Regions from separate parts of the Homo sapiens genome. Here region 2 is linked to region 1. A link is an interaction called in ENCODE POLR2A ChIA-PET data of the cell type or tissue named here. Cell type or tissue: HepG2. All regions are shown on one strand. Each heading gives the region's core, and the rest is flanking DNA. Links, peaks and the distances in the headings are about the cores only.

Region 1 (5,552 bases), core at 330-5,329:
ACACGAGTTGGGGCGCGGGAGCACTTGCAGGTCACTGGGCACAAATTGGGTGAAAGCCATTATTGGTCCTCAGAGAGGGCACATGCCCATTTCACAGATGGGAAAATAGAGACTTGGGAAGCCAAACAAAGACCTAGGCCTGAGCGTGGCCCCTTCTGTCTCCAGGCCAGGCCCTCTTGGCCAGAAGGGACTCCGGATCTCAGCGGAGGAAACTGTGGCCAGAGGAAAAGCTACAGAGGCTCCCAAAAGGAGTGCCCTCAGCGCTGGGGCACGGAGAGGTACGTGACCTGGAGAAGAGTGGGGTTCCTGGGCAGCAAGGGGAGCCGCCTCAGAGGTATCGGTGACCCTTGGCCTTCTACTTTTTCTCCAGACACTTCCGGGCCTACCCCAGGAACCCCGTCCCCGGCCATGGCCCGTCGGTCCCGGGCTGCGGGCACCGAGGTGGGGCTCCCCCGGCCAGCTCCGAGTGCCCGGCCACGGCCCCCGACAGAGGGCCCCCGGAAATCAGTGAGCAGCGCCTCGGAGCACAGTACCACCGAGCCAAGCCCGGCTGCCAGGAGGCGGCCCAGCGCCGGTGGGGGTCTCCAGAGGCCGGCCTCGCGCTCCCTGAGCTCCAGCGCCACCCCTCTCTCCTCCCCAGCCCGTTCTGGGCCCTCAGCCCGCGGAACACCCAGGGCTCCTGCGCATCCCTCGCAGCCCAAGCCGAAAGGACTGCAGGCTCTGCGACCCCCTCAGGTCACACCCCCAAGGAAGGACGCAGCCCCAGCACTAGGACCGCTTTCTTCCTCTCCTTTGGCCACACCCTCTCCATCGGGTACCAAGGCAAGACCCGTACCGCCTCCCGACAATGCAGCCACTCCCCTGCCAGCCACGCTCCCTCCCTCTCCACCGGTAACGCCCCCTCCGCCAGCCGCTCTCCAAAGTCAGGCCCCGCCCACCCTGCCGGCCACGCCCCACTCGTCGAGCCTTACCTGTCAGTTGGCCACGCCCCTTCCTCTAGCCCCTCCTTCTCCCTCTGCTCCACCTTCTCTGCAGACCCTCCCCTCTCCACCAGCCACGCCCCCCTCGCAAGTTCCACCCACACAGCTGATTATGTCCTTTCCAGAAGCAGGCGTCTCTTCCCTGGCCACAGCCGCTTTTGTGGCTTCAGTCTCTCCATCAGTTTCATCCCCTCTGCAGAGTATGCCCCCCACCCAAGCTAATCCAGCGTTGCCCTCTCTTCCGACTCTCCTCTCTCCCTTGGCCACACCTCCTCTGTCAGCCATGTCTCCTCTACAAGGCCCTGTTTCTCCGGCAACATCTCTGGGGAATTCGGCTTTTCCCCTGGCCGCACTCCCTCAGCCAGGCCTTTCTGCTCTGACCACGCCCCCTCCGCAGGCCAGTCCTTCCCCGTCTCCGCCCTCTCTCCAGGCCACGCCCCACACTCTGGCCACTCTTCCTCTGCAGGACTCTCCTCTTCTGGCCACATTGCCTCTGCAGGCCTCTCCCTCTCCTTTGACCACAGTCTCTCTGCAGGATCCTCCTCTAGTTTCTCCCTCTCTTTTGGCCTCACCGCCTCTGCAGGCTCCGCCCCACCCACAGGCCCCACCTTCTATGACTACGCCCCCTATGCAGGCCCCGCCCTCTCTCCAGACCATTCCCCCAATACAGGTCCCACATTCTCTGACCTCACCGTCTCTGCAGGCACCTCCCTCTCCTCTGGCTTTGTCCTCTCTGCAGGCCACAACTTCTTTGGGCTCACCCACTCTGCAGGCCACACATTCTTTCCTGACAATGTCCCCTAGGCAAACCCAAGCTTCTTTGATCTCACCTTCTCGGCCGGCCTCTACTCCCCCTGATTCACCCCCTCTGCAGGCCCCTCTTTCCCTTCCTGCCTCACCCCCTCTGCAGACTTCTCTCTCTCCTGCTGTCTCACCCCTAAGCTCACCCCTGACCATACACCCTCTGCAGGCGCTATCTTCTCTGGCCTCCCACTCTCCTCAGGCACCTCTCTCTTCCCTGATCATGCCCCCTCTGGAGACCCAATCTTCCCTAGCCCCACCCTCTCTGCAGACACCTCCTGCTTCCCTGACCACACCCCCTCTGGAGAACCTACCTTCTCTAGCCCCGCCTCCTCTGCAGACAGCTTCTGCTCCCCTGACCACACCCCCTCTGGAGAACCTACCTTCTCTAGCCCCGCCTCCTCTGCAGACAGCTTCTGCTCCCCTGACCACACCCCATCTGGAGACTCCACCTTGTCCAGCCCCATGCCCTCTGCAAGCACCACCTTCGCCATTGACCACGCCCCCTCCGGAGACGCCCTCTTCCATAGCCACGCCTCCTCCACAGGCCCCACCTGCTCTGGCCTCACCCCCTTTGCAGGGCCTGCCCTCTCCCCCTCTGTCTCCTTTGGCCACGCCCCCTCCACAGGCCCCACCTGCCCTGGCCTTGCCTCCTCTGCAGGCCCCTCCCTCTCCCCCTGCCTCACCCCCTCTGTCTCCTTTGGCCACACCCTCTCCACAGGCCCCAAATGCTCTGGCAGTGCACCTTCTGCAGGCCCCTTTCTCTCCCCCTCCCTCACCCCCAGTGCAGGCCCCTTTCTCTCCCCCTGCCTCACCCCCAGTGTCTCCTTCGGCCACGCCCCCTTCACAGGCCCCACCCTCTCTAGCCGCACCTCCTCTGCAGGTCCCACCCTCTCCCCCTGCCTCTCCCCCAATGTCTCCTTCAGCCACGCCCCCTCCACAGGCCCCACCCCCTCTCGCTGCGCCTCCTCTGCAGGTCCCACCCTCTCCCCCTGCCTCTCCCCCAATGTCTCCTTCGGCCACGCCCCCTCCACGGGTCCCACCCCTTCTTGCCGCTCCTCCTCTGCAGGTCCCGCCCTCTCCCCCTGCCTCACTCCCAATGTCTCCTTTGGCTAAGCCCCCTCCACAGGCCCCACCTGCTCTGGCCACACCTCCTCTGCAGGCCCTTCCCTCTCCGCCTGCCTCATTCCCTGGGCAGGCCCCTTTCTCACCCTCTGCCTCACTCCCAATGTCTCCTTTGGCCACGCCTCCTCCACAGGCCCCACCTGTTCTGGCAGCGCCCCTTCTGCAGGTCCCTCCCTCTCCCCCTGCCTCACCCACCCTGCAGGCCCCACGCCGCCCCCCGACCCCGGGTCCGGATACCTCCGTCTCGGGCCCACGGCTGACCCTGGCGTTGGCCCCCGGCCCGCCGCCGCCGCCCTCGCGCAGCCCGTCCAGCACGCTGAGCGGCCCAGACCTGGCCGGCCACAGCAGCAGCGCCACGAGCACGCCAGAGGAGCTGCGTGGCTACGACAGCGGGCCCGAGGGCGGTGCCGCAGCCTCCCCGCCCCCCGACGCAGAGCTCGCCGCTTGCCACCCGGCTGCCTGGAGTCGAGGCCCCGCTCCGCCGCTGGCTTTCCGCGGAGCCCCAGGTAAGGGGCACCCCAGACCCGGCCTGGCTGTGGGCGGGGTCGGAGGCGAGGCTTCGCAGCTCAGGGGCGGGACAGCTGGGTCCGGGGCGGAGCTTAGACAAGGAGGCGGGACCTTGAGGCAGGGGCGGGGCTTATCACCCCCACGGCCCACCTGGCGTCTCTCCCCGCAGGTGCGCCCCTGCCGTGGCCTCCCGCTACCGGACCGGGCTCTGCTGACGGTCTGTGCACCATCTACGAGACTGAAGGGCCCGAGTCGGCGACCCCCGCCCCTGGCGCACTGGATCCGGGGCCCAGTCCCGGCACGAGCGGTGGGAAGGCGGCGGCTGGGGCCGGGGCCGGGGCGTCCTCGCGGAGCCCGAAGCAGGCGCGCCTGGGCGAGCTGCCACTGGGGGCGCTGCAGGCGAGCGTCGTGCAGCACCTGCTGAGCCGGACGCTGCTGCTGGCGGCTGCCGAGGGTGCCGCGGGCGGCAGCGGCGGGGGCCCAGGAGGTGCGGAGGGTGGTGGCGTCACAGGGGGCGCCCGGGCTGCACTCAGCGACGCCGAACTCGGCCGCTGGGCCGAACTACTGTCTCCCCTGGACGAGTCCCGTGCCAGCATCACCTCGGTCACCAGCTTCTCTCCGGACGACGTGGCCTCCCCGCAGGGTGACTGGACCGTGGTGGAGGTGGAGACCTTCCACTGAGCCAGACCACAGCCCCGCCTGCTACACCCCACCCCTGCCTTAGGATCCGCCCCTCCGGGTACGCCGTTTGTTTTAGACCCCGCCTCCACTGCCCTGGAGCCCCGCTGGGTGGATTAGTCTTAGCTCCCTAGAGCCTGAGCCTTTGGCCTCGGAGGCTCGGGACCTACCCACAGCTTTGACCTAGGCCCGCCCCTCGAGCTCCGCCCCTTTGGCCTAGGACACGCCCCGTTTCCCCGAGTCCCGCCCCGTGTGCAGTGTATTGCCCACCCCGCACAGCCTGAGTTTGCAATAAAACTGGGACACTGGGACTTGCACACCTTCGCTGTCACAGAGAGGACTGGGGCTGGGGGCCTCCAGCAGGCTGAGCGGCGCGGGGGGCCAGGCCAGATAAGGCCTTGCTGGCGGCTGTGCTCGAACCGGTTGGAGCTCTGGATAAAGTGCGGTTTTCCTCTTCTGGGAGAGAAGGGGCAGGCCAGGTGGGGCTAGGGCGGGGCCATGCCGAGTCCCGGCCATCTGGTGCCGCGCACCCATCCACGTGTGTGAACTTGGGCTTCTTGGTATCCGACTTCTGGTGGAAACGTTCGGTGCAGGAGGGGCCTGGCAGGGGCTGTGCGCCCGAGTGGATGAGTCAGTGCGTGGCCGAGGTGAAGGAGCGACTGGAACCCTTTTCTATTCTATTCTAATTCTTTTTTTTTTTTTTTTTTTTTTTTTGACGGAGTCTCCCTTTGTCGCCAGGCTGGAGTGCAATGGCGCGATCTCGGCTCACTGCAACCTTCACCTCCCGGGTTCAAGCGATTCTCCTGCCTCAGCCTCCCAAGTAGTTGGGACTACAGGCACATGCCACCACGCCCAACTAATTTTTGTATTTTTAGTAGAGACAGGGTTTCACCATGTTGGCCAGGGTGGTCTGGATCTCTTGACCTCGTAATCTAACCCCCTTGGCCTCCCAAAGCGCTGGGATTACAGGCATAAGCCACCGCGCCTGGCCTGTTTTTTTATTATTTTGAGACAGAATTTTGCTCTCTTTGCACAGGCTGGAGTGCAATAGTGCTATCTCGGCTCACTGCAACCTCTGCCTCCCGGGTTCAAGCAATTCTCCTGCCTCAGTCTTTCGAGTAGCTGGGATTACAGGTGCGCGCCACCACACCCGGCTAATTTTTGTATTTTTAGTAGAGACACGGTTTCACCATGTTGGCTAGGCTAGTCTTGAACTCCTGACCTCAGGTGATCTGCCCTCAGCCTCCCAAAGTCCTGGGATTACAGGCGTGAGCCACCGCGCCTGGCCTGACACACTTTTCAAACTCGATGCGGGGAACTAGCACTCCTGGGGAACAGGTGGGAAGATTGGAGGGCACTGAGGCAAGGATGGGGGACCCCTTCCCATGGCCCTTCGGCTGGTGCAGGGTCCCGGGCCAACTGCCCTGGTAGGGGATTGCAGGAAGAAGTGGCCTCTCCCAG
Region 2 (5,552 bases), core at 416-5,415, 280 kb before region 1:
CTCATGCCACCAGGCCTGGCTAATCTTTGTGTTGTTTGTAGAGACGGAGCTTGCCATGTTGCCCCAGCTGGTCTCTAACTCTTGCACTCAAGGGATCTGCCTGCCTTGGCCTCCCAAAGTGCTGGGATTACAGGTGTGATCCCCCGCTCCCGGCTCGACATGGAAATATTGCCAAGATGTAATAAGAAGTTAAAAGAGGCTGGGCGTGGTGGCTCACGCCTGTGATCCCACCACTTTCGGAGACCGAGGCAGGCAGATCATGAGGTCAGGAGATAGAGACCATCTTGGCCAACATGGTGAAACCCCGTCTCTATTAAAATACAAAAAAAAAAAAAAAAAATTGCCAGGTGTGGTGGCGTGTGCCTGTAGTCCCAGCTACTTGGGAGGCTGAGGCAGGGGAACTGCTTGAACAGGGGAGGCGGAAGTTGCAGTGAGCCGAGATCGCGCCACTGCACTGCAGCCTGGGTGACAGAGAGAAACTCTGTCACAAAAAAAAAAAAAAAAAAAAGTAAAATAAAATAAAGGGCCACCTAGTGTGTGATTCCATTTACGTGAAACGTCTAGGCCAGGCACGGTGGCTCATGCCTGTAATCCCAGCACTTTGGGAGGTCAAGGCAGATGGATCACTTGAGGCCAAGAGTTCAAGACCAGCCTGGCTAACATGATGAAATCCCGTTTCTACTAAAAATACCAAAAAAAAAAAAAATAGCCAGACGCGGTGCCGTGTGCACCTGTAATCCCTGCTACTCGGAAGGCTGAGGCAGGGAAACATTCGAACCTGGGAGGTGGAGGTTGCAGTAAGCCAAGATCATACTACCGCACTCCAGCCTGGGTGACAGAGGGAGACTTCATCTCAAAATAAAATAAAATAAAATAAAATAAAATAAAATAAAATAAAATAAATACGTGCAATGTCCGGAACAGGCAAATCCACAGAGAATAGAAAGTGGATTAGTGTTTGCCAGGGACTGGGGTATGGGGAATGGGGAGCAACTGCTAATGGGGACAGGATTTCATTCTGGGGTGATGAGTACGTTTTGGAACTAGATAGAGGGGGTGGCTGCACATACTGCGTGTACTGAACGCTACTGAATTGTACACTTGAACATAGTAAGTGCTATGTTGTGTGAAATTGATCTCAGTAAAAGAAAACAGTAAAAAGAAGATGGTAATTGAGAGGGATTGATTTAGTTTGCAAGAAAAAAATATATTTTTTTTACAAAGATGAGAAAAAGCAAATACAGAACAAGATACAAAGGTGCTAACATTTGTGTTTATTAGAAAGAGAAAGAGGCCAGGCACCGTGGCTCACGCCTGTAATCCCAGCACTTTGGGAGGCGGAGGCGGGCAGATCACATGGTCAGGAGTTCGAGACCAGCCTGGCCAATATGGTGAAACCCCGTCTCTACTAAAACTACAAAAATTAGGGTGTGGGGTGGGCGCCTGTACTCCCAGCTACTCAGGAGGCTGAGGCAGGAGAATCGCTTAAACTTGGGAGGTGGAGGTTGCAGTGAGCTGAGAGTGTACCACTGCACTCCAGCCTGGGCGACAGAGCGAGACTCTGTCTGAACAAAAAAAGAAAAAAAAAGAAAGAAAGAAAGAAAGAAAGAAAGAAAGAAAGAGAAAGAGGCCAGGTGTGACGGCTCATGCCTGTAATCTCAGCACTTTGGGAGGATGAGTTGGGAGGATCACTTGATCCCAGAGTTCGAGACCAGCCTGGGCAACATAGTGAGACTCTATCTCTAAAAAAAAAAATTTTTTTAAATTAGACAGGTAGTATGTGCCTGTAGTCCTAGCTACTCTGGAGGCTGAGGTGGGAGGATTGCTTAAGCCCAATTCGAGGCTGCAGTGAGCTGTTATCTTCCCCACTGCACTTTAGCCTGGGTGACAGAGGGAGACCCTGTTTTTTTGTTTGTTTGTTTGTTTTTAATTATTTTTACAAAGAGGAAATAGGGCAAATACAGAACAATGTATAAAGGTGCAAACATGTGTGTTTATTAGAAAGAGAAATAATATATTGTATATGGACCCTAGACAGGTCCCCCAGCTAGAACATCAAGGCAATGGGGTGAGGGTGTGGCTGGGGGCCCAAGGCCACGGGGAAGGTTCCAGCTTTGTGGCCTGGGTTCAGATTTGCCTGTATTCTTTCCTGGTGGTGGGGTCCCAGTGGGCGATGTGGTGGCTCTGTGCCTCAGTTTCCTCATCTGTGTAATGGGATGATATCAGAGCCTGTCTTCAGGGTCTCTTGTGAGGATCCAGCTTGATCTCTTCCTCAGAGCTTTCCTGGGTCCTCTGCGGCTTCCCTCCCCGCTCCAAGCCTCATTCCTGGGCACGTGGCCAAACTCCTGGCGTTGTATGCAATGCTTTGACTCCCAGCTGCTTCCTGTGCTTATACAAAGAGGGCTCTGTCCCCAAGCCACCCTGGCCTAGGCTGGCCCAGCGCACTCCACACACCATAGACTGCAGGCATCTCCCCGTCCCTCCTCCCATCTCCTTGTCCCCAGCCTTGACCCTGTGCTCCTGGGCACACCCTGCCCACTCCTGTCTCCATGCCTTCCTCGAGCTCATGCTAATGAACATCTGGGGTCTGCTGGCTCTGGGTGCACACAGTCAAGTCCCGCCTATGAGGGGGGGCTCCATGGCTGCTCAGAAAGTCAAACGGAGGGTGGGGCTGGCGTGACTCACAGTGACCTTAACGGGATGACAGTGGCAGCAGCGGGGGGGGACAGTTCTGGGGGACATTAATAGTGTGACAATGTGACAGCAACAGGTGACAACGTCACAGGAACTGGGAATGATGGGAAGGCAACAGGTGACAGCAACAGGTGACACTGTAATTTTAAAACCCACTAGGGGCCAGGTGCAGTGGCTCACACCTGTAATCCCAGCACTTTGGGAGGCCAAGGCGGACATATCATGAGGTCAGGAATTCGAGACCAGCCTGACCAACATGGTGAAACCCCATCTCTACTAAAAATACAAAAAAAAAAAAAAAAAAATAGCCGGGTGTGGTGGCACACGCCTGTAATCCCAGCTACTTAGGAGGCTGAGGCAGGAGAATTCCTTGAACCCAGGAGGAGGAGGTTGCAGTGAGCCAAGATCCCACCACTGCACTCCAGCCTGGGTGACAGAGCAAGACTGCATCTCGGGGCGGGGGCGGTCCGGGGAGGACAAAAACCAAAAAAAGAGAACATCCACTAGGGGTCAGGCGCGGTGGCTCACACTTGTAATCCCCACAGTTTGGGACCGAGGCAGGTGGATCACCTGAGGTCTGGAGTTCAAGACCAGACTGGCCAATGTGGTGAAACCCCATCTCTACTAAAAATACAAAATTAGCCAGACGTGGTGGCAGGCACCTGTAATCCCAGCTACTCAGGAGGCTAAAACAGGAGAATCACTTAAACTGGGAGGTGGAGGTTGCAGTGAGCCGAGATGGCACCACTGCACTCCAGCCTGGGAGACAGAGCAAGACTCCATCTAAAAAAAAAAAAAAAAAAAAAAAAAGGAAAAAGAAAAAGAAAAAAAAAAAACTAGATGGTGATGTGTGCCTGTAGTCCCAGCTACTTGGGAGGCTGAGGCAGGAGAATGGCTTGAACCTGGGAGGCGGTTGCAGTGAGCTGAGATTGCACCACTGCACTCCAGCCTGGGCGACAGAGCAAGATTCTGTCAAAAAAACAAAAACAAAAACTTTAAAACACCAGATCCCCATTGGAGCCCCCATGGACCTCATTTTACTGAGGGTGGGGGGAACTGGTGCCAGCATCTCGGATCACTGAGCAGCATCAGGGCTTAGGGTGCCAGATGGTAATGAATGGTGTCTTCCTGGGGCCCGATCTGCATGTGATGTGTGTGAATGTGGTTGGCTGCGGCACCACCACGCTTGGTCACTCTTTCTGCTGAGCCCGGTTGTTGCTGATGCCAGTGAATTGTGATGTTAAGAACCCTGACATTCTGGGTAATGGTATGACCATGAGCCGGGGACTGTGTCACAGCAGAAAGGTGAAGGTGTAAAGGTGACAGGAGACATGCATGTCCCAGGTAGCGGAGCAACCAGAAAAGAGCAGGGTGTCACATGGACAGGTGACAATGAGACAGGGTCATAGGGACAAGTGACTGTAGAATAGGAACATGGTGATGATGATGATATACATACATATTTAGAGACAGGTTCATGATCTGTTATCCAGGCTGGAGTCCAGTGGCAACATCATAGCTCACTGCAGCCTCAAACTCCTGGGTTCAAGCACTCCTCCCACCTCAGCCTCCCAAGTAGCTGGGACTACAGGTACATGCCACCATGCCCAGCTAATTTTTCTATTTTTTTGTAGAGATGGGGTCTTGCTATGTTGCCCAGGCTTGCCTTGAACTCTTGGCCTCAAAGGATCCTCCACCTTGGCTTCCCAAAGTGTTGACATTACAGGCGTGAGGCACAGCGCCTGGCTGATGATGCAGTTTTGACGGAGAGACCATGCATGTGTTTTGTACAGTCCTGGGTGGGGGGACTGTGATATGCGGTAGGATTTAAAGCCTAAATGTCCCTTCTTTTTTTTTTTTTGAGATGGAGTCTCGCTCTGTCGCCTAGGCTAGAGCGCAGTGGCGTGATCTTGGCTCATTGCAGCCTCTGCCTCCCAGGTTCAAGCGATTCTCCTGCCTCAGCCTCCCAAGTACCTGGAACTACAGGTGTGTGCCCCCGTGCCTGGCTAATTTTTTTATTTATTTTTATTTTATTTATTTTTTTTTTGAGATGGAGTCTCGCTCTGTCGCCCATACTGGAGTGCAGTGGCACCATCTCGGCTCACTGCAAGCTCTGCCTCCCGGGTTCACACCATTCTCCTGCCTCAGCCTCCCGAGTAGCTGGAACTGCAGGCGCCCACCACCATGCCCAGCTAATTTTTTGTATTTTTAGTAGAGACGGGGTTTCACCATGTTAGCCAGGATGGTTTTGATCTCCTGAGCTCGTGATCCGCCCGCCTCAGCCTCCCAAAGTGCTGGGATTACAGGTGTGACCCACCGCGCCCAGCAATTTTTTATATTTTTAGTAGAGATGGGGTTTCACTGTGTTAGCCAGGATGGTCTTGATCTCCTGACCTCGTGATATGCCCAACTCGGCCTCCCAAAGCGTTGGGATTACAGGCGTGAGCCACCATGCCCAGCCTAAATGTCCCTTCTTAACAGTGTGATGTAATAAGGGTACAGTGGGGGGTGACACTGTCTGTGATACCACATCAATAACTGGCAATAACATAACAGACCAGGGTGGCACCATGGGAAGTCTGAAACTACAGCACGCGGTGTGGACAGTAGCTTGGGTTGGGGGCTGTGAACAACCAATGCCCACTATCTGCCGTTTTCGAGCACTTCAGTTGCGGTGACTTCCAACAGCTCCACATCCTGGTCTTGCCACACCCTCCGGCTTCCTTCTCCCCTCTCTTCTGGAGGGCAGGTAGGGAGACTTCTAGGACTGAGTCGCTCCCTGGCCCACAGTTCTTCCAGGAAAGCCCTCCTCCAGACTTAGCCATGGCAACAGTGGCTGTGCAGTGTCCCTGGGATGG

What was found. ChIA-PET counts read pairs that join two places held together with the same protein. Peaks named below come from ENCODE experiments on the same cell type or tissue, not always from the same donor. Only the 100,000 strongest peaks of a DNase experiment are listed, where the experiment ranks them.
Region 2: POLR2A ChIA-PET joins it to region 1 with 10 read pairs; 2 of 35 experiments call an interaction of 5 or more read pairs at or near these places.

The regions. Positions count from the first base shown.
Region 1 is chr19:7,867,575-7,873,126 of GRCh38, reverse strand. It overlaps PRR36 (proline rich 36), which reads left to right. Exons shown (of 6, transcript NM_001190467.2): 4 at 166-278; 5 at 371-3,412; 6 at 3,583-4,408. The coding sequence ends at 4,094. Among named protein-coding and RNA genes, the nearest start is that of PRR36, 4.0 kb to the left of the region's middle. RefSeq lists enhancers at 2,730-3,024, 3,524-4,285 and a silencer at 3,170-4,109. In HepG2, for the core only: a CTCF peak has its summit at 3,804; DNase peaks (open chromatin) are centred at 856, 2,276, 2,906, 4,226 and 3 weaker places; H3K4me3 peaks cover 2,523 bases.
Region 2 is chr19:8,151,843-8,157,394 of GRCh38, reverse strand. No RefSeq gene overlaps it. Among named protein-coding and RNA genes, the nearest start is that of FBN3, 5.0 kb to the right of the region's middle. RefSeq lists silencers at 3,086-3,135, 3,256-3,305. In HepG2, for the core only: a CTCF peak has its summit at 3,206 (motif pointing right); a DNase peak (open chromatin) is centred at 2,374; H3K27me3 peaks cover 713 bases.